Linked DNA regions of Homo sapiens: regions 2 and 3 are each linked to region 1. Evidence: chromatin loops called from intact Hi-C (ENCODE). Cell type or tissue: B cell. All regions are shown on one strand.

Region 1 (8,000 bases):
GCCTTGCCACAGTCCCCACACCGGTAGGGCCGCTCTCCTGTGTGTGTGAGCCGGTGGCGGGCCAGGTTGGCAGGTGAGTTGAAGGGCTTGGAGCAGTCAGGGCAGGGGAAGGGCCGCTCCCCTGTGTGTGTGCGCAGGTGGTTACGCACGTGAGACTTCTTCTTGAACATCTTGCCACAAATGCTGCATTTATGGCGCCGCTCCAGCCGATGCACAAAACGTTGGTGCCGGGTCAGCTGCAAGGCCTTTCCAAATTCACGGCTGCACAGGAGGCAGCGGTAGGTGCCTGGGGCAGCGGGCCCTGCTGAGGTCTCCTCAGACACAGGGGGCTCAGGGGCCTCTGGCTCTCCAGTCTCTGCTGGGGCTGGCTCAGGGAAACCAATGACAGGTTCCTCTGGTGGGACTGGTGTTGTGGGCAGAGGGACACCCCCTACCCCATGAGTACGCCGGTGATAAAGGAACTTGGTAAGGTTGACAAAGGTCTTCCCACATGGACATGAATGCAGAGGATTCGGGGTGTGGGCTCGCCGGTGGGCCAGGAGGAGGGCCTCTGTGCCGAAGGCCAGGCCACAGTCTACACACAGGAAGTGTGACTCGCTGCTATGGTCTCCAAGGTGCTGGTCCAGACTGGAAGGGCTAGGGAAGACACGACTGCACAGGGGGCACTTAAAGACGCCCTCCCGGTGACTCCGCAGGTGCTGCTGTAGCTGGTGGGGTGAGAGAAAGAGCTGGTCACAGGCTGAGCAGAAGAGCTCCTGTGTGGCTGCCCCGCCTGCTTCTCCACTGTTGTTCCTCCGGGCCCTGCGCCCCCGGCGATCCCGCCCAATGGCTTCACCATTGCGCAGCTCGTAACTGTGGTCAGAAGCTGGCAAGGGGTCAGGCTGAGACACAGGCACCTCTGCAGGTGACGAGGCCTGCACCTCCTGCTGTAAGGCAGGCTCCTGAGACTCGGGTACAGGAGCAGGGAAGTGAGTGGCCTGGTGCTCCAGGAAATCCGCCGGCAGCTGGAAGAGCTGGGAGCACTCAGAGCACTTGTAGAGGAGCAGCTCCACCTCAGTCACTACCTCAGTGGTGGTGGCAGCGGCAGATGGGACAGTCGCCCCTTCCCCACCCTCTTCTGCCTTTCGGTATGAGTGCTCCACAGCCACTCGGGCCTGGCCCACAGGAGGCCCTAGAACAACTGGGGACCCCAGGACAACAGGGGCAGGAGCCTTGGTGGGTGTGGCCCGGAGGTGCGTCTGCCGGTGGTTCAGCCAGAGCTCCTGGCTGGCAAAGAGAGCCTTGCAATCCACACACTCGTAGTGGATGGTGCTGGAGCTCAGGGGTGGTGCCTTAGGTGATGGCTCAGCTGGCACTGCCTCCTGGGGTGCCATCATCTTCAGGTGCAGCTCCTGGTGCTCCAGGAGCTGGCTGGGTGACATCAGCAGTTGACCACACTCCAGGCACTGGTACTGGCTCTCCTGCACAAGGGTCTGATAGAGGCCCGTGCCTGAAGCTGTGTCTGTGGCCACAGTGACTCCGGGATCAGCCACGCCCACCAGCTCAAAGTGCTGCTGGGGCACGTGGGAGTTTTGGTGCATAAGCACCTCTTCCAGTGATCCATACAGCTGGTTGCACTCAGAGCAGACATAGCGGTGCTCAATGTACAGGACTGTCTCCTCTGATTCCTCAGTCATGGCGGCAGCAAGGCCCTGGGCTGGAAGAGGAGACAGTGGGGACAAACCAGTTAGGTCACCGATTCCTCAGCTCTTCCCTTCATCACTCTCCACTCCTAATACCTTAGATCTACACCCCCTTAAGTTCTTCCTTCGATTTTTAAAATTCTGCCTCCCTCCCAATAATCCTTCCTCCCCTCAGCATAACAAACACCAAACACAAATCTCCCAGGCAGTCCCTTCCCCAGGAATTTACCCACAGTCTCACCTCTGTATCAACTTGCATCAAACTCCACCCACCAGATCCTTGTAACCTGTCCAGTCCCCTCATCTCCCACACCTCACAGTGGGCCCCACAGTTCCGCCCAGCACATGGGAACCTCCACTCAGACCTCCTTCCACTGACTCCTTTTCTTACCAACTCACCTCACCCCATTCCTCTCCAAGGTACCCAACTGAAACCCCATATAGGCCTTCCCCACCTGTTTCTCCCAGCCACACCCCTCCCATGGCCTCTGCTCCTTCTCCCAGGTTCTCAGACTTCTTTTTACACTCAGACCACTCAAACTGCCCAATGCCCCACCACTCCACTTTCAGCACTGTACAAGGTGCCACCCCTCCCCTTTACACGCAACCCCTGCTACCCACCAACTCTTCCTCAGGTGCCCAGATTCCTCACGTCAAACTATATCCCTTCCCCCCAGTCAAATTTTCTCACACTGGCCTAACCCATCTCCACACCCAGACTTTGCCCACCTTAACCACTTCATGATACGCAGCCCTGTTTAATTACTTAACCTCCTCTACAAATCAAGGCCCTCTCCTACAACCCTAACCCCCTATCCAGAATACCCAGACCCATTTTCACAAAAGCCTACTCCTCCCCGCTTCGGACCTAGGCCCTTCCACCACCCTAGCTCCTGTCTCCAGGGTATCTATCCACTCTTTACATTCATCACCTCTTCTTTGTACCAAGACCAAATCGACAATTCTAATCCCCTCTGAGATACCCAGATCCCCTCTTCCCATTGATTTAAACCCTTCCTGTTCATACACAGCCACTCATTCAGGGATGCCCATACCCTCATTTTATATCAACCTATGCCTCTCTTGCAAACAGAGCCCCCCCTCAAATCCATCTCAGGAATATCCAGATCCTCCTCCACATTATTAACCTAATCTTTTTTAATTTGCTAGAAGACCCAACCCACCCTAACCCATTCTAGGGATGCTCAGACCCTCCTCTTCGTAGCAACATAACTCCTCTTCTTTGTGTAAAGATCCACACACCCATCTTTCACAATGGCTTAAGCTCCTTTTACACACACCCCTCGTGCTGCCCAAACCCCCTTTAGGGATACCCGGACCTCCTATTCTCATACAGAACCTCCATCACCACCTTAATCCAGCACAGACCCCTCTTCCTCACACTCAAGCCCCTCTCACCAGCCTCCTATTCTGGGGGTACTCAGACCCCCCAGCGTCTTAGCAACCTCTCAGTCTCATTCCAGGAATTCCCAGGCACCCCTCACTTTAGCACACAGATCTCTCCCACCCTACTTCCTCCCCTTCCAATAACCAAATCCCATCTTCACCTTGGCCTAATTACCTGTACTTAAAAAAGACTACCTTCCCCAGCTCATTCTAGGGACACCCAGACACCCTTTTAAAATACACTTAATCCTTCTTTGTACAAAGACTCCTTTCCACGCATTCCAAGGGTACCCAACCTCCTGACACATTGGTTTAAGGCCTCTTCACATTAATTTAACCCCATCCATTACAACTGGACCCCTCCTTAGCTCTAAACCGTTCCCTTGGGGATATCGATTTCCTAATGTCTTCACACCAAAACCCCTCTCACCGCCCCAATTCTTTCCAGGAAGAACTAGATATTTTTCCCCTGCATTAACTTAATTATCTTTCTCACGCCCTAAGCCCCTAACTGGGCACCCACGTGCCGTCTAACCGGCCCAGCCCCTTCGTCCTGGACTTGCCACACCACCAAGTCCTTTACCCCAAACCCTGGGGAGCCGCGGAGCCCTCTTGGGACAGCTCTGAGGCCTCCCCTTCCCGCCCAGGTGCCCCACCAAAGCCTCAGCCCGAGCCCCGCCCCTCCTCACTCAGCCCCGCACGCGACTCCAGGCCCCTTCCCCACCCGCCGCTCCAGCCCGGCCCCCGCCCGGCTGCCCGCGCGCCGGGTCGGCCGTTGGTGCCGCTCCGCCCTAACTGCCCGGCGCGCACCCCCTCAGGCCCTCAGTGCGCAGGCGACCTGGCAAGAGGAGGCCGCGGCGGCAGGGAGCGCAGCCCGGCCGGCCTCTGCGCGCCCGCTCGCGCTCACCTGCTTCCGCCGTCTCGCACGCCCCGGGCCCGGGCCACGGCTCCCCTTGCACGGCCACCCTAACGCTGCGCCCGCTCTAGCTCTCGCCGTCGCCTCTCGCCTGCTCCGTAGCCTCGCTCTCGCCCCCAGCTACCCTCAGCAACGCCCCTCCCACCTTCCTCCTCGGCCGCCGCACGGACGGCCGGACGCAACCAATCATTGCCCGCTCGGGCCCTGCCGTTCGGCCAATCGACGTTCATGTCTCTGAGGCTTGGGCCAATAGTGAGGAGCGTCGAGATTCCCCGCAGCGCCCAACCAATCCTTTAGCGTCGTTCCCTCACCGGTCAGCCCTCGGGTGGATAGTGCCCGCCCCTTTAATCCTCCTTAGAGGATGCTCCTCCTCCTCCTCGACTCCGCCTCCGACGGCTCCAGAGGGGAACTCTGAGCGGAGGGCGGCGCGATGACGTTAGGCGGCGGAGCGCGGCCGCGGGCGCCATTTTGGGGACGCCGTGAGGGAGTCAGCGTTGGGGACAGGGAGAGGGAGGAAAAGAGCCTGGGAAATTGAGGCACGCGGCACCTTGAGGGCTGGAGCGGGGGAATGGAGGCACGGGAACCTTTGTGGTTTCCCCGAGGGTCAGAGGGAGAAAGTGAAACCACTTAGCGCGATGGGGAGAGGGCAAACTGCATGCAGCACCAGTCACATGGAGAGAGAAAAGGGAAACCAAGGTTCCAGACTCACTTTATTAAAAGGAGGGGAATGAAGGCAACAGGAAGAAACAGAGAAAAGACCGAGGGGACTTTTGGGAGGTGGAGAGAGGAGAAATGTCATAGGGGAAGCAAGGAGAGCGAGGATATGGAGAAAAAGAAGCAGGGACAATTTCATTGGAAGAAATAGGGAGTGTGGTGGGTAGAGGACCTGAAGGACAATCGGGGTGAGAGCCTGAAGGAAGTGAGCCGGTAACGGGCGGACTCCACTCCACCTCCTTCCGGGGTGACTCTGACCCTTACACCTCGAGATTGGGGCCCCATGTGTCCAAGGGGCTCTGGCCATTCCTACTCACCTCGTTCCTGCGCCCCTCAGGGCCTTGGGAGGGAGTTGCCCCAGTACTGTTAGAAACGTTTCCAGGCTGGGCGTGGTGGCTCACGCCTGCAATCCCAACATTTTGGGACGCTGAGGCGGGTTCACTTGAAGTCAGGCATTCGAGACCCACCTGGCCAACCTGGTGAAACTACCATCTTTACTAAAAATACAAAACATTAGCTGGGCGTGGTGGCTCGTGCCTGTAACCCCAGCAACTCGGGAGGCTGAGGCTCGAGATTTGATTGCACCCAGGAGGCCGAGGTTGCAGTGAGCCGAGATCACGCCACTGCACTCCCGCCTGGGCGACAGAGCGAGACTCCATCTGAAAGAAGAAAAGAAACATTTCCAGACCTACTCCTTGAACCCAAACACAGAGGAATTTCAACTTATCGGATGAGGAAACTGACTCTCAGAATTGTGTTATTTATTTACTTACCTGAAGCCACTATGGGATGCGTCTCACAGTGAGACCCGGGGCCAATTCTATGGCCATTTGGTCACTAGATGTCCTAACCTTCTCATGGATTAAATTCCCTAACACCAGGCATGTATAGTTAAAACAGATTCCCGGATTGGAATCCTGGTTCTAGGGCAAGTCAACTGTCCTGAGCCTAAGTTTCTAATCTGTGAAATGGGGCTAATAACAGCCCCATTTCATGTGAGCCCCATTTCATCTCATGTGAGGCAGAGAGTAAAAGACATCTAGGAGTTACTCATTTTATTTTTATTTTATTTTATTTTATTTTATTTTATTTTATTTTATTTTATTTATGAGACAGAGTCTTTCTCTGCCGCCCAGGCTGGAGTGCAGTGGCGCGATCTCGGCTCACTGCAACCTCCGCCTCCCAGGTTCAAGCGATTCTCCTGCCTCAGCCTCCTGAGTACCTGTGACTACAGGCGCTCGCCACCACGCCTGGCTAATTTTTGTATATTTAGTAGAGACGGGGTTTCACCGTGTTGGCCAGGATGGTCTCAATCTCCTGACCTCGTGATCCACCTGCCTTGGCTTCCCAAAGTGCTGGGATTACAGGCGTGAGCCACTGCACCTGGCCTATTTTTAAAATTTAATTTAATTTTTTTTTTTTTTGAGATGGAGTCTCACTCTGTCGCCCACCGCCCAGGCTGGAGTACAGTGGCACGATCTCAGCTCACTGCAACCTCCGCCTCCTGGGTTCAAGTGATTCTCCTGCCTAAGCCTCCTGAGTAGCTGGGACTACAGGCAGACACCACCACTCTCGGCTAATTTTTGTATTTTTAGTAGAGACAGGTTTTTGCAATGTTGGCCAGGCTGGTCTCGAACTCTTGACCTCAGGTGATCCACCCCCCCACCCAGCCTCTCAAAGTGTTGGGATTACAGGCGTGAGCCACTGCGCCCAGTCCCTAATTTTTTTTTTTTTTTTTTTTTTTTTTTTGAGACAGTCTAGCTCTGTCACCCAGGCTGGAGTGCAGTGGTGTGATCTCAGCTAACTGCAACCTCTGCCTCCCAGGCTCAAGCAATTTTCAGCCTCCTGAGTAGCTGGGATTACAGGCATACACCGCCATGCCCTGCTAATTTTTCCTAGTTTTTGGTAGAGATGGGTTTTTGCCACATTGGCTGGGCTGGTCTCGAACTCCTGGCCTCAAGTTGATCCATCTACCTTGACCTCCCAAAGTGCTGGGATTACAGGCATGAGCCACCATGCCCGGGTTTTTTTTTTTTTTTTATAGAGATAGGGTCTCACTATGTTGCCCAGGCTGGTCTCAGAACTCCTGGGCTCAAGCTATCCTCCTGTCTTGGCCTCCCAAAATGGTGGGATTACATGTGTGAGCCACTGTGTCTGGCCAGTTGTTATTTTTATTAGTATCTCCGGGAGCCTAATAATAATAACTAACATCTCTTGAGTGTATTATGACGTGCTAGGTATTATGCTCAATGCTTACATGCATTACTCAGTTTAATCCTCTCAACAACCCTATGAGAGAGAAACTGTCATGCTGACTCTACAAAACATCGAGGCCCCAGAGAAGTAACTAGTCGTAGTTCCCATAGTTAGGAAGAGTCAGGATTCCAACCCAGGAGTTGACCTTACAGTCTACATTCTTGGCCCCCAGGCTCACCTGCCTGCCAGGCAGGAAGTTCAAGTGGTTGCATGTTGAAGGGTTGAATGCAAGAAGTGGAGGAAAGAGTTGGTGGAAATTAGTGAGCTAAAGCTAGGCTCGGCCTGCTCTGAAGCAGTCTGGGTTTGCCCTTAGGGCAAAATCACCTGGGGTAGGTGACAGAGAAGTGGAAGCCATGCTCAGTTTTTGACAGGCTGTGTGACCTTGGGCAGATTCTTGCTTCTGCTGAAACCTCCTTTTCCCCACTTGAAAATCTGAGGATCAGGCTGGGTGCGGTGGGTCACACCTGTAATCACAACACTTTGGGAGACCGAGACAGGCCGATCACCCGATGTCAGGAGTTCAAGACCAGCCTGACCAACATGGAGAAACTCCGTCTCTACTAAAAATACAAAATTAGTCAGGCATGGTGGTGCATGCCTGTAATCCCAGCTACGCGGGAGGCTGAGGCAGGAGAATCACTTGAACCCCGGAGGCGGAGGTTGCAGTGAGCCAAGATGGCGCCATTGCACTCCAACCTAGGCAACAAGAGCGAAACTCCATCTAAAGAAAAAAAAAAAAGAAAGAAAGAAAAAATAAAAGAAAAGAAAACCTGGCCGGGTGCAGTGGCTTGCGCCTGTAATCCCAGCACTTTGGGAGGCCGAGGCAGGCAGATCACGAAGTCAGGAGATCGAGACCATCCTGGCTAACATGGTGAAACCCCGTCTCTACTAAAAATACAAAAAAAGTTAGCCGGGTGTGGTGGTGGGCGCCTGTAGTACCAGCTACTCAGGAGGCTGAGGCAGGAGAATGGTGTGAACCCAGGAGGCAGAGCTTGCAGTGAGCCGAGATCATGCCACTGCACTCC
Region 2 (8,000 bases), 320 kb before region 1:
GCCTCTCTCAAATACGGTGGGGTGTTTGCCCACCAGGGGGCAGCATCGGACTCAAGCGGCTGGGAACCAAGAAACCTGGAATGAGGGGTATGGGGGACTGGATTTTTGGGACCAGAAGGGAGTGGACTCCTTGGTAACCCGGACCCACCTCCCCTCGGACTTCATCCAGGTACACTGCCAGGAGATGCTGGGTCCTCAGCTCCTCCCCTTGAAGACCTTCGGTTAGCTGGACTCACCCTGGTCCCAGGGAGACCAGGCTCAGCATCCATCAGGGGGATATAAAAGTTAAAAATAATCTCTCGGGTCTCAAAGGCTCCAGTGACCCAAACACCCTACAGAACTGGAGCAAAGTTAGCAGGAAATCAGAAACAAACTGGCGCTCAAAATACTGTAAATGCAGCCGGGCACGGAGGTTCACGCCTGTAATCCCAGCACTTTGGGAGGCAAGACAGGAGGATAGCTTGAGTCCAGGGGTTTGAGACCAGCCTGGGCAACATAGACCAGTCTCTACAAAAACATTTAAAAATTAGCCGGGCGTGGTGGCACACTCCTGCAGTCCTACCTACTCAGGAGGGTGAGGCAGGAGGATCACTTAAGCCCAGGAGTTCGAGGTTGCAGTGAGCTATGATCGCACCACTGCACTCCAACTTGGGCAAGAGTGGGACCCTGTTTCCAAAAAAACAAAAACTGGAAATGCAAGCTCTGTCCAGCTGTGACAATCAACTCTTGGACCAACTCTCTGGCCCCTTGTAAGCCCTGAGTTTGGAGTTGAGATGATTTATACCCAAGACATGCCTTCAAAGGGCTTCTGATCCTGGATTCAGAGAGGGTGGAAGAACAGACACAGGCTGTCACAGTCCCCAGGGGTTCCACCTGTGGTAGTCAGGGAGGGCTTCACAGAGGTGGTGATCTGAGCTTGACACTACAGGATGAACAAAAGTCTGCTAGGAAGAAAAAACATGCCAGGTTGTGAGAGCCAGCTGGCAGTGATCAAAGCTGCCACCTGGCTAGAAAAAGCTTCCACCTGACCAGAAGGTCAGGTGCAAAGTGGGGAGGGGCGTGAGGGGCCTGGAGTGGTCAGCAGGAGCAGGGCCTGAAGAGCCTGGAGTACGATTTGGACTAAACTGGAGGGCAGTGGGGAGCCACAGGAGCACTTTGAGCAGGAAAGGGCCAGGGTCAGCTCAGGGCACTGAAAGATCCTGCTGGGACACTGGGGGATGGACAGAAAAGGGCAAAACTGGAGTCCTACAGGCCAAGGAGGATGCCTGAGCTGGGGCAGGAGCCGTAAGGGTAGGGAGTGTAGGTGTAGCATCCCAGAGCCATAAAAGGTGGGAAGGACAGCACCTACTGATGAGGTTACAGGACAGCAAGGGGACAGAGATGACACCCAGGTCTGGCCATGGAAGCAGGTGGACAGTGAAGCTGTCTCTTCAATGGGAGGAGGCTCAGGTGTGTGTGTGACAGGTGGGACCTGTGGAGGGCCATTCTGGACATGGTGAGCTGGAAGGTCTCAGGAAGACAATCCAGGAGACAACAAGGGTCAGAAGTGCAGTCTGGGGCTGGGTGTGGTGGCTCACACCTGTAATCCCAGCACTTTGGGAGGCTGAGGCGGGTGGATCACCTGAGGTCAGGAGTTCAAGACTAGCCCAGCCAACATGGTGAAACACTGTCTCTACTAAAAATACAAAAATTAGCCAGGTGTGGTGGTGCACGCCTGTAATCCCAACTAACTGAGAGGCTGAGGCAAGAGAATCGCTTGAACCTGGAAGGCAGAAGTTGCAGTCGGCCGAGACTGCACCACTGCACTCCAGTCTGGGCAATAGAATGAGACTCTGCCTCAAAAAAAAAAAAAAATGCAGTCTAGGTGGAACCAAGGGACTAGAACCTTTCCAGGAAGCCTGGGCAGGTGGGACAAGCAACAAGAGGGCCAGGACAGAGACAGCCCTGAGGATCACACCCCTAGTAAAGGGGTGGGCGGGGGTGGGCAGTGGAAGGCAAGGCTGGCGGGTTCTAAGGAGCAGCCAGAGAGGGAGGAAGCTGCCCAGGAAGGAGGATGTAGGGTGAAGGGAGTTTCAGGGAGTGGACCAGGTCAGATGAGGATTGAAATGTTACCCTCAGGTGTCAGCAATGAGCAGGTGACCTCAGTGACCTTGTCCAGAGCCACTGCAGGGTCATGGCCGTTAGGCAGCCAGACATAGTGGGTTGAAGAGGGAGTGGAAGGTAAGGGATTGAGCCAGTGGGCGCCACAAGAGAGCCTGATACAGGGCACATGTGTTTAGAGATGATGGACATGTTTGAATGCTGGAGGAGTGGGAGAGACTGAAGATGCAGAAACAAGAAAGCCGTTTCCTCACGGGGTGCGAAGCAAGGGATCCTCAGCTCAGAGGTCCTCGTTCACCCAGCAAGTGACTTCTGAGTCAGGGCCTGTGCTGGGGCAGGGAGCTGTAGCCCAGAACTCTTCCTGAAGGTCCAGATCCACTGGCCTGAGTCACCACTCTCCTTGTCCAACTCATAGAACCCCTTGGTCACCTCTGTCAAAACAGTCACTACCCATCAACCTGCTCCTCTTTTCCTGTCCCCACCTCAGAGATGGCTCCACTGTCCTCCAGACTAGAGCTCTGGGTCTCATGCTGGACAACCCCTTGTCCCATAGCCCATCAATCCCCACTTTCTGTTCTCTCTGCCTCCTGAATCTCCTTATTTATTTTTCTTTCTTTCTTTTTTTTTTTTTTTTTTTTTGAGATAAGGTCTCACTCTTGTGCAGGTTGGAGTGCAGTGGCACCATCTTGGCTCACTGCAGCCTCGACTTCCCGGGCTCAAGTGATCCTCCTGCTTCAGCCTCCTCAGTAGCTTGGACCATAGGCATGCACCACCACACCTGGCTAATTTTTCTTTTTTTTTTTTTTATTTTGAGTCTCACTCTGTGGCCCAGGCTGGGGTGCAGTGGCGCGATCTCAGCTCACTGCAACCTCCCCGTCCTGGGTTCAAGCAATTTTCTGCCTTAGCCTCCCGAGTAGCTGGGATTACAGGTGCCCACCACCAAGCCTGTCTAATTTTTTGCATTTTTAGTAAAGACAGGGTTTCACCATCTTGGCCAGGCTGGTCTTGAACTCCTGACCTCGTGATCCACCCGCCTCGGCCTCCCAAAGTGCTGGGACTACAGGAGTGAGTCACCGCGCCTGGCCACACCTGGCTAATTTTTTGTAGAGATGAGGCTGTCACTATGTTGCCCAGGCTGGTCTTGAACTCCTTGGCTCAAGTGATCTTCCCGCCTCAACTTTCCAAAGTGCTGGGATTACAGACACGAGCCACAGCACCAAGCCTTGCCTCCTGAATCTCTATCTTATCCCCTCGGCCTCTTCCCTGATCCAGGCTCCACTCTCTCCTACCTGAATCCCTGCCAGAGCCACCTCCTGGGCTACTGGCTTCCAGTCTCATTCCTCCAGTTCTGGACCAACTATGACCTTGTCCTCCACTACTCTCAACCCTTCCATGGCTCTCCACTACCCCCTCACCCTCAGGACAAAGTCCAAGCTCCTCAGCCTGGCCTCTGCTCATCTCTTCGGCCTCCTCCAGCCTTACAGTTCCCCTGCTGGCCATACAGACTTGACTGGCCTTCCGCTTAGGCACCTGCACGCAGTACTGCTCCTGCATGCCTCCCTGTCTTTGGTCACGCTGAAACACCCTCCCCACACCCATTTTGCCTGGCATCTCCACTTTGCCTGGCACCTTCTGCTCCTCCAAGATCCAGCTCCAATGGCCCCTCCCCTGGAAACCCTTTCCCGACCACGCCAAACTCAAAAAAGTCTCTCCTGGGCTCCCACCGTCTCCGCACACCCATGCCCATCAACGTCCATCCTCCCATCTGACCCGGGCTCCTTGAGGGCACGGCCCAGGCCTGACTCATCTTGGTCACCAGCATCGCCCAGCACGAGGCTTGGCACACCAGAAGCCTCAGGAAATGTTTGTCTAACTAATAGGTGGGAGAGTGTGTGAGTGAGTGGCTAGACGAGGGAATCCGTGAGTGAGAGAATTGAGGGCAGGAAGGGCAGAACGGATGAAGGAACAGGAAGGCAGGAGCAGACGAGAATCAGGCTTAGGGTGGGAGGAACGGATGGATGAATAACAGATCCAGTATCCCGGTCTCAGTTTCTCCAAGAAAGCAAGATGGGTTCGCCGGGACTGAGCTCCTCCCCCCTCCGCCTCAAGCCTCACTAAGCCTCACGGTTTTCCACCCGAGCTATGTGCAGAATCCTAATACTAGGCGTGCTGGAAAGGGCTTACCCGGCCAGACTCGGAGAACCCGTTCCCTCGCGAGCCCGCTCGGGCCTCTGCGGAGTGGACCAGGATTCCGATCCCTCAGGTTCCGGGTCTATTGGCCGACTGACTGGGCCTGGCAGAGACTGGCGTCTCCGAAAGCCTATCGCTGCCCGAGTTGGGCTGTGGGCCCCGCCTACCAGGCAAAGGGTCCTGAGTGGCCCAGGGAGGTAGAAGGCCGAGTGTCCATTGGCTGGAAGATAGTGACTGACGTCATGGATAGCTTTCGCCGCCAGACTCCAAAGAAGCGCCTCGCGTGTCGGACCCGCCTCCGGAGGGACTGAGTCGGGGTGGGAGCCCTGGGCGTAGACGGTCGCAGAATGGTCGTGAATGGAGTTTCTGGCCCCACATACCTAGGCTGTTTGCTGACCCGATCCTTGGGTCTTGAGGAAGGTTGGGGATTTGAGAGTTCAGACTCCTTGGTTCTGAAGGAGGAGAAGTCTGGGACCCGAGGAAGGAGGGACTAGGGGCCCGGACTCCTGGGTCAGAGGGAGGAGGGGGCTGGAAACCTGAAGGTTTGGTGTCTAGGAGCGGGAACTCCGGGATCTTGAGTCACTCGCCCGCCCAGGGATGACAGGTTTGGGGTTCAGGATTTTATGAGGCTATTTATGGGAAGGGAGCCAGGCCTTACCCCCAGGCAAGTGTTCTGGGTAATGAGGCGGAGCTTGTAATGGAGAGGGAGAAGGAAGAGGCTCAGGGGAAGCTCTGGCCTGGATATGCCCTTTCCTCATCCCGAAAAGGGAAGTCAGAGGCAGGTGCTGTCTGCAAAAGGAACCCAGAGCTAGAGGAGACTGGAGACTCACGTGAGACTAAGAGAAAAATAGAGATACCAAAGGGGAGATGGCAAAAATAAAACAGTAATAATAACAGAGCTCTCTTGTACTGAGTTTACTGTGGCCTGGTTCTGTGCTGAGCATTTTACATAATTATCTCATGTCTTCCTCGCCACAGCTCTGAGAGATTGGATTATTATTAGTAGTATTATCCCCAGTTTACAAGTGAGAAAATTGAGGCCTAGTGAGGGAGAATCCAGATACAGATGTAAAGATACAAGAGAGACACAAAACATAGATGGAGATAAACAAAGAGTTACAGGCCCAGAGAGAAAAAAGAAAACGCAGGCAACAAACAAAAGGAGAGGGGCTGAGAGCTGGGACTCCTGGGGCTGGGGAACTGGAGAGCTGGGGACCCGGACTCCTGGGTCCTGGGGAAAGCAGGTCCAAGGATGGGGTCTCCCAGATATTTTCTCCCGTGAATCCACGATACTAAGCTTGTCCAACCCTTCTGACTGTGGGCGTGAGCCTGGTTGGGGTCGAAAATAGTGATTAGGAGGTGCACTTGCATCATGAGCCTATTAGGAGGTGATAAGAACATGATTCATGGCGGTCTCCTTCGCCTGGAAGGGACCTTTCCCCCATGGCCTCTGTTCTTTGATCTGGACAGATCTGGCCTTCTCTGTCCCTCCCCATCACTGCATCTCGGTCACTCAGAACTGTCACTGAGGCCCATTGTGGAGGCAGTGGGCCACCTTGGGGCAGCAACAGCTTTCCTGGTGGGGGTCATCTCTCTGGGTCTCTCTGCTTTCCCCCAGACCCTGAACCGACCAGAGGTCCTGGCACATTGCAGGGGCTCAGGAAATGCTCATGGAATGAATGGACAGAGATCCCCGTCTCTGGGCAGCTCTTCCTCTGTCCCAATCCAGCCATCGTTTTTCTGTGTCACCATCACGTCTCTTACCCTCTCCCTGGCCTCACTGGTCCCCTCCCACCTTCCCTTTCAATCTCCTGTTTCTCCTTGAGCCACTGGGCCCACTATCCCCATTAGGGAGAAACCAAGGCTCATCTTGGAAGGATCTCTCCCAGGGGTCACCTATGGGATGTTATGTAAGGGAGTGGCCTCACAGCTGAGAGAAGGGTTCTCAAGATTCCAATTATAGACACACTCCCAGCACCTCAGAATCAGAAATGCAAGATCACACCAAACACGTGCCATCACAATTTGTGTTAGATTTGATCTTGCATTTGCACCCACACAAAGAATCACACACATGCAGCAATATAATCACCTACAAGCACAAACACAAATATAGGCACACAACCACAGAATCGCCCGTGATCACAGCACACAAGAAATATCCTATTCCACATGCAAAACAGACACCCCAGCGATGCAGTTACATGGCCAGTCACTGAGAGGCCACTCATCCAGCTCCTACCAGGAGGACCATGAGCAAAGACCTGGGTTAATTCCCTACTGTATCCCCGGCAACCAGAAGAACACATCATCGTCATCAGCAGCAGCAACAAAAAATGTTTCCTATGTGACAGGCACAATTCCAAGCACTTTTTTTTTTTTTTGAGGCGGGGTCTCACTCTGTTACCCAAGCTGGAGTGCAGTGGTGCGATCTCAGCTCACTGCAACCTCTGCCTCCCGGGTTCAAGCGATTATCCTGCCCCAGCCTCCCAAGTGGCTGGGACTACAGGCACCCACCACCATGCCCGGCTAGTTTTTGTATTTTTAGTAGAGATGGGGTTTCACCATGTTGGCCAGGCTGGTCATGAACTCCTGACCTCAGGTGATCCGCCCACTTCAGCCTCCCAAGGTGCTGGGATTATAGGCGTGAGCCACTGTGCCTGGCCGCACTTTTTATTTAATGCTCTCTACAACCTTATTTGCAACAACCCATCTTATAGGTGGGAAAATTGATATCTGAAGAAGTTTAGTGACTTGCCCAAGGTTTCACAGCCACTGACAGGTGGTCAGAATTTGGTGGGTTTTGTTTTTTTTTTTTTTTGAGATGGAGTCTCGCTCTGTCACCCAGGCTAGAGTGCAGTGGCACAATCTTGGCTCACTACAGCCTCCGCCTCCTGGGTTCAAGCAATTCTCCTGCCTCAACTTCCCAAATAGCTGGGACTACAGGCACATGCCACCACACCTGGGTTTTTGTGTGCGTTTTTAGTGGAGACGGGTTTTCACCATATTGACCAGGCTGGTCTTGAACTCCTGAACTCAAGTGACCTGCCTGCCTCAGCCTCCCAAAGTGCTGGGATTACAGGTGTGAGCCACCGTGCCCAGCCAGCAGTCAGAAATTGAACCCAGGCTGGGCATAGTGGCTCATGCCTTTAATCCTGACACTTTAGGAGGCCGAAGCAGAAGGATTGCTTGGGCCCAGGAGTTTGAGACCAGCCTGAGCAACATAGCAAGACTCCGTCACTACAAAAAAATTTTAGAAATTAGCTGGCATGGTGGTGCACACCTGTGGCCCCAGCTACTCAGGAGGCTCAAGTGGGAGGATCACTTGAGTCGGGGAGGTCAAGGCTGCAGTGAGTCCTCCCACTCATTGCACTCCAGCCTAGGGAACAGAGTGAGACTTTGTCTCAATAAAAAAAGAATTTGAGGGTGGGCACGGTGGCTCACGCCTATAATCCCAGCACTCTGGGAGGCCGAGGTGGGAGGATCACCTGAGGTTGGGAGTTCGAGACCAGTCTGCCAAAATGGAGAAACTCCATCTCTACTAAAAATACAAAAAATTAGCCGGGCATGGTGGTGCATGCCTGTAATCCCAGCTACTCGGGAGGCTGAGGCAGGTGAATTGCTTGAACCTGGGAGGTGGAGGTTGCGGTGAGCTGAGATCACACCATTGCACTCCAGCCTGGGCAACAGGAGTGAAACTCCATCTCAAA
Region 3 (8,000 bases), 140 kb before region 1:
GGGAAGGCAGTGCCTGGAGAAAGAGGGGCAGGAGCCAGTGAGACAGCAGGAAACCAAGGGGAGGTGGAATTCTCTTGCACATCCCACTACTCACCAGCTATCGCTCAGGAAGTCTTAATCCACTGTTTCTGCTTCAGTCTTCCGTGATCCCATGTCTCTGAAGCCTACACACACCCCACGGCAGCCTGCAGGAGAGAAACACCACTCAGCCCAGCCTCTTTTTTTTTTTTTTTTTTCTTCTGAGACAGAGACTTGGTCTGTCACCCAAGCTGGAGTGCAGTGGCACAATCTTGGCTCACTGCAACCTCTCGCTCCTGGGTTCAAGCTATTCTCGTGCCTCAGCCTCCTGAGTGGCCGGGACTACAGGGGTGTGCCACCATGCCTGGCTAATTTTTGTATATATATATATATATATATATATATATTTTAGTAGAGACAAGGTTTCACCATGTTGGCCAGGCTGGTCTTGAACTCCTGACCTCAGGTGATCCACCCGCCTTGGCCTCCCAAAGTGCTGGGATTACAGATGTGAGCCACCACCCCGGCCAACAGCCCGGCCTCTTTTTTTTTTTTTTTTTTTTTTTGAGATGGACTCTTGCTCTGTTGCCAGGCTAGAGTACAGTGGCGCAATCTCGGCTCACTACAACCTCCACCTCCTAGGTTCAAGTGATTCTCCTGTCTCAGCCTCCCGAGTAGCTGGGACTACAAGTGTGCGCCACCATGCCCAGCTAATTTTTGTATTTTTTTGTTGTTATTGTTGAGATGGAGGCTCGCTCTGTCGCCCAGGCTGGAGTGCAGTGGTGCAATCTCTGCTCACTGCAAGCTCTGCCTCCCAGGTTCAGGCCATTCTCCTGGCTCAGCCTCCCGAGTAGCTGGGACTACAGGCGCCTGCAACCACGCCCGGCTAATTTTTTGTATTTTTAGTAGAGACAGGGTTTCACCGTGTTAGCCAGGACAATCTCAATCTCCTGACCTCGTGATCTGCCCGCCTGGGCGTCCCAAAGTGCTGGGATTACAGGCATGAGCCACCACGCCCGGCCAATTTTTGTATTTTTAGTAGAGATGGGGTTTCACCATGTTGGCCAAGATGGTCTCGATCTCTTGCCCTCGTGATCCGCCTGCCTCGGCCTCCCAAAGTGCTGGGATTACAGGTGTGAGCCACCACACCCGGCCCAGCCAGCCTGGCCTCTTTACCGAGAGGGCCAGGCACACCTTTTCTGAGAATACCATAGCCTTTGCCTGCGTGCAGCTTTCTCTTTGTGCAATGCTTTTCCTCTGCCTCTTACATATACACACACAGATACACCCAAGTGTTTAAAAACACAGGCCCTGGAACCAGACTGCCCTTGGCTTGAATCTGAGCTCTACCACTTACTTCCTCTGAGGTTGTCTTCTTACCTGTAAAATGGGGCTAAAAGTAGTACTGACACAAAGTCCCTGGTACTTGTAAAGGTCAGCTGTAACCCTGTGTAGTTCTCCAGAAAGATTGTTTTTAGACCCTAAGTCTTTGATGTTGCTATTCCCTTTGCCAAGAAACTTCTCTCCTCTTTTTGTCTGACAAACTCCTACCCAGCACCTTTTGTGAAGCCTTCTCTGACATCTCTACATCCTCAGGGTTCCTATGGTATCCTGTGCCACCTCTATCATGGCAAATATCATGAGTTTGGGGTGGCATCTCACTGTTCCTCACTGGACTGAGAGTTTGTGGGTCTGATTCATTGTGGAGGCTCCAGTCAGCAACAAAACCTCTGAGCAGGGACAGGAATTTTAACTTTCAAACTTCCCTCTATATGCCCCATCTTCCCTTCTACGTATGTGGGCTCAACCCCACCCAGGCCCCTTCACACAGCAGGGACTCAGAGTACACTCAACAAATGACTGCCTCCCTCCCAGGCCTAGCAGCTAATTTTATGAATTCAAACCCACCTTCTTTACCTCTTTTTCACCTAATCTATTAGTGCCAGAGGGCAGGTGGAGTCTGGTTTACAGCCTTGCATATAGAAGTTGCTCATATTGCCGGGCGCAGTGGCTCACGCCTGTAATCCCAGCACTCTAGGGGCCAAGGCAGGCGATCACAAGGTCAAGAGATCGAGACCATGCTGGCCAACATGATGAAACCCCGTCTCTACTAAAAAAAATACAAAAATTAGCTGGGCGTGGTGGTGCACGCCTGTAATCCCAGCTACTTGGGAGGCTGAGGCAGGAGAATGGCTTGAAACCGGGAGGCGGAGGTTGCAGTGAGCTGAGATTGCGCCACTGCACTCCAGCCTGGAGACAGAGTGAGACTCTGTCTCAAGGAGGAAAAAAAAAAAAAAAAGTTGCTCATATTAAGCACCTAGACGGTAGCAGTTTAGCCTGCACATCACTGAAGCACGTCCAGTGCCAAGAACAATGTCTAGCACACAGTACATATTTAGTGACTGAGAAATGCTCCCAGGCCAGGTGTGGTGGCTCACATCTGCAATCCTAGCACTTTGGGAGGCTAAGGTGGTTTGATCACTTGAGCCCAGGAGGTGGAGGCTGCAGTGAGCCTCCCTTGGGAAGTGAGACCTTGAGAGGTTTTTTTTTTTTTTTCCTCCTTTTGAGACAGGGTCTCACTCTGTTGCCCAGGCTGCAGTGCAGTGGTGCGATCTTGGCTCACTGAGGCCTCCACCTCCTGGACTCAGGTGATCCTCCTGCCTCAGCCTCTTGAGTAGCTGGGACCACAGGTATCTGCCATCATGCCTGGCAAATTTTTATTTTTATTTATTTTATTTTACTTTTTTTGAGACAGAGTTTCTCTCTTTTTGCCCAGGCTGGAGTGCAGTGGCACGATCTCGGCTCACTGCAACCTCCGCCTCTTGGGTCCAAGCGATTCTCCCGCCTCGGTCACCTGAGTAGCTGGAACTACAGGCATTCACCACCACGCCTGGATAATTTTTGTATTTTTAGTAGAGATGGGGTTTCATCATGTTGCCCAGGCTGGTCTTCAACTCCTGACCTCAAGAAATCCACCCACCATGGTCTCCCAAAGTGCTGGGATTACAGGTGTGAGCCACCACACCTAGCCCCTGGCTAATTTTTAAATTATTTGTAGAGAGGTCTCCCTATGTTGCCCAGGCTGGTCTCGAACTACTGAGCTCAAGCAATCCTCCCACCCAGGCCTCCCAAAGCGCTGGAATTAGAGGTGTAAGCCACTGCCTGGCCGACCCTGAGTTTAACTGTCCCTATGCACAGTCCATTTCTACCAGACCAACTTCCCCATTAGACTGTGAATTCCCAAAACACACAGCCCAGTACAGGGCCCTGCTTTCAGTTAATGCCCAATACATACTCCTTGAGTAAATTATTCACTAAAGGAGCTGGAGCTAAACTTTCCTTATCTACTATTCCAATCCCCTTCCTAATTTTTGAGTTGCCAGGCCCCTGCACACAACAGCCATTCCACAAAGGACCTTCCTGGAAGTAGGCAACCAGGGGCCCGAGAGTTCCATTTTTCCTTGATTACAGCCCCATTTCCAACAGAGAACTCCCCTAGGGCGAGGCCCAGTGCCTGCTGCAAAGCTTGCACAAAGCAGGTACCCAATAAATGTCTACGAGGTGGCCCGGGAGACTTGAAATTTGCCCTTTCCTCGTCTACGATTCTTTCTCCCACTCTTGAATTGTGAACTACTTAGGGAAAGAATGGGGGTTTTTCACACAGTATATCAGTAAGTCTTTCCAGGAAGGAACCCACTAGGGCCCTGGAAATTCAACTTTCCCGCTTTACAACGCTTGTCTCCTACCAGACTGAGCTCCTCGGCAGGGTGAGAGCTCGCAGCAGTGGGTGGTGGGCGAGTTCCAGCGTAGGCTCCCGCACACTAAAGGAGCCCCAGGGCACACAGGAAGGAGTGCTCTCCTTCCAGCCCGCGCCGCTCCCGCCCTAGCGCAGGCCCCAAGGCTCTTCGATCCCTGCAGACCCCTTAGTTTTCCTTCCGCCCCCTCCGTCCGCCCAGCGTTCTCTTCCCAGTCCAGCCCCGCGCGGCGCCCTCACCCGTTTCTCTTATCTCCTGCAGCCCCTGCCGCTCTTGACACAGACCCTCGGCTCCAGGCGTGTGGGACCCCTCACTATCCACACCTCCCATTGGGCGGTGCCCTTACCCGTGGCGACCAATCAGAGCCTGCAGCGCAGGGCACGCGACCTTGCGCCTGCGTGTTGCCACACAGGCGGGGCTCTGGGAGTTATCCACGCACACATCTTCGCCCTGTGGGCGGGGCTCAGGGCGAGGAGATGCGCCTGCGCATTTCTCTGGGTCGCTCCCGGGCTAAGCGTCGGCAAGTTCTGTAGAGAAACTCGGGCAACCTTTGGTGAGCGTTGGGCCCATGGAGTGAACTGGGCGGCGGGAGACCTTGACAGAGATGTCATTTCAAAGCTGAAGAGACGGAGCATTTCTGAGAGTACAGCTTTAGAGCCCGACACACTTGGAGTTATTCTCCTCTCCGGGCCTCTGTTTTACTGGTGTGAAGTGAGCTTGAGTCACAGCCACCTCAAAGATTGTTTAGGGGATTGGATGATATCACACATGCACAGCGCTCATACACTGTAGGCGCCCACTACAACCCACTTAGCAAGACAGAATCCTTCACAGTTTGTTAAATTGCTTTCCTATTCTCCCTACTCTTCGTTTGATTTAATGATAGTCACTTACCAGGCCCCCTTGTGAGTTTAGCCCAGGACTATGCTTCCGTAGCTTACCATTGCCATCCATTTGTTTCACAAGTAGGGAAACTGAGGCCCAGAGAGGGGAAGGGATTTCTTGGAGGGTTTGTTTGTTTGTTTGAGACGGAGTCTCACTCTGTCGCCCAGACTGGAGTGCAGTGGCACGATCTTGGCTCACTGCAACCTCCGCCTCCCGGGTTCAACCGATTCTCCTGCCTTAGCCTCCCGAGTAGTTGGGATTACAGGTGTCCACCACCACGCCCGGCTAATGTTTGTATTTTTTAGTAGAGACGGGGTTTTGCCATATTGGTCAGGCTGCTCTCGAACTCCTGATCTCAGGTGATCCACCCGTCTCGGCCTCCCAAAGTGCTGGGATTACAGGCGTGAACCACCGCGTCCGGTCTTGTTTGTTTGTTTGAGACAGAGTTTTGCTATTGTTGCCCGGACTGGAGTGCAATGGCGCAATCTCGGCTCACGGCAACCTCCGCCTCCAGGGTTCAAGCGATTCTCCTGCGTCAGCCTCCCGAGTAGCTGGGATTACAGGCATGCGTCAGCACGCCCGGCTAATTTTGTATTTTTAGTAGAGATGGGGTTTCTCCATGTTGGTCAGACTGGTCTCGAACTCCCGACCTCAGGTGATCCGCCCGCCTCGGCCTCCCAAAGTGCTGGGAATGCAGGCGTGAGCCACCGCACCTGGCGTTTGTTTGTTTCTTGAGACAAAGTCTCGCCCTGTGGCCCAGGCTGGAGTGCAGTGGCACTATCTCTGCTTACTGCTCCCTGGTTCAAGAGATTCTCTTGTCTCAGCCTCCCAAGTAGTTGGGATTTCAGGCGCGTGCCACCACATCCGGCTAAGAACAGACAGGGTTTCATCATGTTGGCCAGGCTGGTCTCGAACTCCTGGCCTCGTGTGATCCGCCCACCTCGGCTTCTCAAAGTGCTGGGATTACAGACGTGAGCTACCGCGCGCAGCCGATTCTTTTGAATTCACTGCTACAGCTCAGGCAGAGCCAGTACTGGGCCAGTGCTAGGCAGGACCCAGATCTCCCGACTCCCAAGAGGAGTTAATTGCGGGGGTGGGAAGAGGTCCAGGGAGGGGACTTGTCTCAAGTACATGCAGGTCCTGACCTTGAGTCACCTAAGTGGGGGGCGTGGCGACCGTCACACCCAAGGCCCCGCGGTAAGGGGACACGCATACACCACAGCCTAGACTCCCTGACAGACCCTCTCTAGTTGTTGCAAGTTAGGGAGCGGGTATCTGGGCGACCCTGGAGGGCAGAGATTGGAAGGGGTTACGGAGGGGCCGTTTTGGCTCTGGGTGGAGACATCTGACTGTGATGGGGGTCGTGATGGACGCCATCGAGATGTACACAGTCGGAATGGAGGGTTCTGTTGCCGCTTGGAAGGAGGTATCCGTCCTGAACGTGAGATGAGGGAATTCTGGTTTTGATCAGGGGAAGGAACTTATAGACTGCGGGGGTGGTGGTGGGGGGGCGGGATTTCCATTTGGGATCACGAGAGAGCACAGTTGAGATGTAGATCCCTGGTTGTCACTAGAAGTGAGGGACAATCTAATGGAGGAGTGCCCAGGACCAGATCATATAAGGCCTGGGAGTTTACTGGGAGACGGGAAAGTAGTGATTGTGTTACTTTGCCACGGGCAACTAGGGGCAGTGGTGATGTGGGCGTCTAGCTCGTGATCAGGAGGGGGCTGTAGTTTATGAGATGAGTAGTTACAACTACTCGTGACGTGGCGCTACATGGCCCCGGTGGCTTGAGTCACGGGCAGGAAGTAGGGACCTGGAACCGGGTACCAGATACAGCCCAAGAGGCGGCGTGCTCTCGCTCTGCGCAAGCGCAGCACTCGCGAACCAAGATGCTTCGGTTGGGGGCAGGTCAAGCGGCCCAGGAAGGGCGGGGCTTGGAGGCCTCGTTCTGCGCATGCGCCGAAGGGGCGTGGCGGTCGCACCTGCGCGAGTTGGGGGAAGGAGGAGGGGCGAGGTGACGCAGGCGTAATAATAGAGAAGGTGCCAGAAAGATCCAAAACAAGTGGCTGCGGCCGTCGCCCAGGAGTCATCGGACGCCAGAATCTGGTGAGGATCCAGAGAGGCCTAATGGTGACTGGTGGCGGGTAGACAGGACCACCTGGGCTCTGGGGAGCGGGCGGGGCCGCCCTTGCAGGGCGAGGGGGTCGGGTTCGGACGGTACCACCTGTGTGGAGCAAAGGGGCTGCCTGGGTCGCTCCTCTGTGTAGGGGGCAGAGGGTCACTTTCGGGAGGTACCACTTGCGTAGAGCCGGGGGACTCATCAGACGGTACCGCTGGACGGAGAAAAGGGGCTCGTCTGGGCAGTCCTACCCAGAGTCAGGGGCAGTCAGCAGGGAGCCCCGGGGTGGGCCCCGAGGCTTGTTTGGGCCGCATCGTTTGGTCAGGTCCGGAGGCGAGCTCCGAACGTAGCACGGTGGTGGGGGCAGAAGCCGAGCGGGCTCCGGCGTCCCGACCTGTTCTTAGGGGACCTCGGGCGGGACCATTCCCTCCCGGGGGAGGGGGAGGCCGAGGCGGTTGGGGGTGCGGGAGCGGCCCTGCCCGGCGCGATTGGGCGGGGGAGACGCGCTGGCGGTGTGGGGTTCGGGCCTCCGCGTCGCTGACCACTGCCCCCTCCCCGCTGTGTGGGTTCTAGGCCGGGTTCTGAGCTTGTTCCGCCTCCCTCCCCCGGGAATGGCGCTATCCGGGTCGACCCCGGCCCCGTGCTGGGAGGAGGATGAGTGCCTGGACTACTACGGGATGCTGTCGCTTCACCGTATGTTCGAGGTGGTGGGCGGGCAACTGACCGAGTGCGAGCTGGAGCTCCTGGCCTTTCTGCTGGATGAGGCTCCTGGCGCCGCCGGAGGCTTAGCCCGGGCCCGCAGCGGCCTAGAGCTCCTGCTGGAGCTGGAGCGCCGCGGGCAGTGCGACGAGAGCAACCTGCGGCTGCTGGGGCAACTCCTGCGCGTGCTGGCCCGCCACGACCTGCTGCCGCACCTGGCGCGCAAGCGGCGCCGGCCAGGTACGGTTGAATGGGAGGGTGTCACACTTCCTGGGAGGAAAGGGCCTGGCTCCCGCTGGGCCTCCCTGGTGCCCTGATACGGACAGTGCCATATCAGGCAGCTTATGTCCCATTCTGCTACTCTCTCTTCCCACAATATCAATGAGCAACATAAGAGGAAGAAAGCATGGCTTTGGGAATTTGGCCACATCAGTGATGATGATTTTGGCCACTGTTTACGGAGGGCTTGTTTCATGCCAGGCACAGCTGTCAGCCCTTCATATGAACTAGTGCCTTATAG

What was found. Hi-C counts contacts between places; a loop is a spot of excess contacts. Peaks named below come from ENCODE experiments on the same cell type or tissue, not always from the same donor. Only the 100,000 strongest peaks of a DNase experiment are listed, where the experiment ranks them.
Region 2: it touches region 1 in a loop (3-fold over the local background); 2 of 110 quality-filtered maps call a loop at or near these places.
Region 3: a loop joins it to region 1, with 17 times the contacts of the local background. A loop is called at or near these places in 4 of 110 quality-filtered maps.

Annotation. Positions count from the first base shown.
Region 1 is chr19:42,072,283-42,080,282 of GRCh38, reverse strand. ZNF574 (zinc finger protein 574) reads right to left here and starts at 4,117. Exons shown (of 2, transcript NM_022752.6): 1 at 3,997-4,117; 2 at 1-1,696. The coding sequence starts at 1,676. RefSeq lists silencers at 3,698-3,777, 3,788-4,047 and enhancers at 4,418-4,537, 4,758-4,807, 4,888-4,957. In B cell, no CTCF peak of the experiment used is centred here; a DNase peak (open chromatin) is centred at 4,282; H3K4me3 peaks cover 2,300 bases; H3K27ac peaks cover 3,385 bases.
Region 2 is chr19:42,393,509-42,401,508 of GRCh38, reverse strand. LIPE-AS1 (LIPE antisense RNA 1) reads right to left here and starts at 4,361. Exons shown (of 3, transcript NR_073180.1): 1 at 4,285-4,361. It overlaps LOC101930071 (a long non-coding RNA gene), which reads right to left and starts at 4,381. Exons shown (of 2, transcript NR_126041.1): 1 at 4,285-4,381. RefSeq lists enhancers at 3,293-3,976, 3,977-4,660, 4,515-4,674, 4,695-4,834. In B cell, a CTCF peak has its summit at 23 (motif pointing right); DNase peaks (open chromatin) are centred at 28 and 4,448; H3K4me3 peaks cover 2,049 bases; H3K27ac peaks cover 1,670 bases.
Region 3 is chr19:42,216,400-42,224,399 of GRCh38, reverse strand. It overlaps DEDD2 (death effector domain containing 2), which reads left to right and starts at 6,723. Exons shown (of 5, transcript NM_133328.4): 1 at 6,723-6,768; 2 at 7,355-7,720. The coding sequence starts at 7,393. It overlaps ZNF526 (zinc finger protein 526), which reads right to left and starts at 4,088. Exons shown (of 3, transcript NM_133444.3): 1 at 4,013-4,088; 2 at 95-185; 3 at 1-13. RefSeq lists silencers at 4,090-4,239, 7,136-7,235, 7,246-7,305, 7,387-7,592 and enhancers at 4,612-5,487, 5,488-6,364. In B cell, no CTCF peak of the experiment used is centred here; DNase peaks (open chromatin) are centred at 4,199, 6,579, 7,579 and 7,886; H3K4me3 peaks cover 3,491 bases; H3K27ac peaks cover 4,382 bases.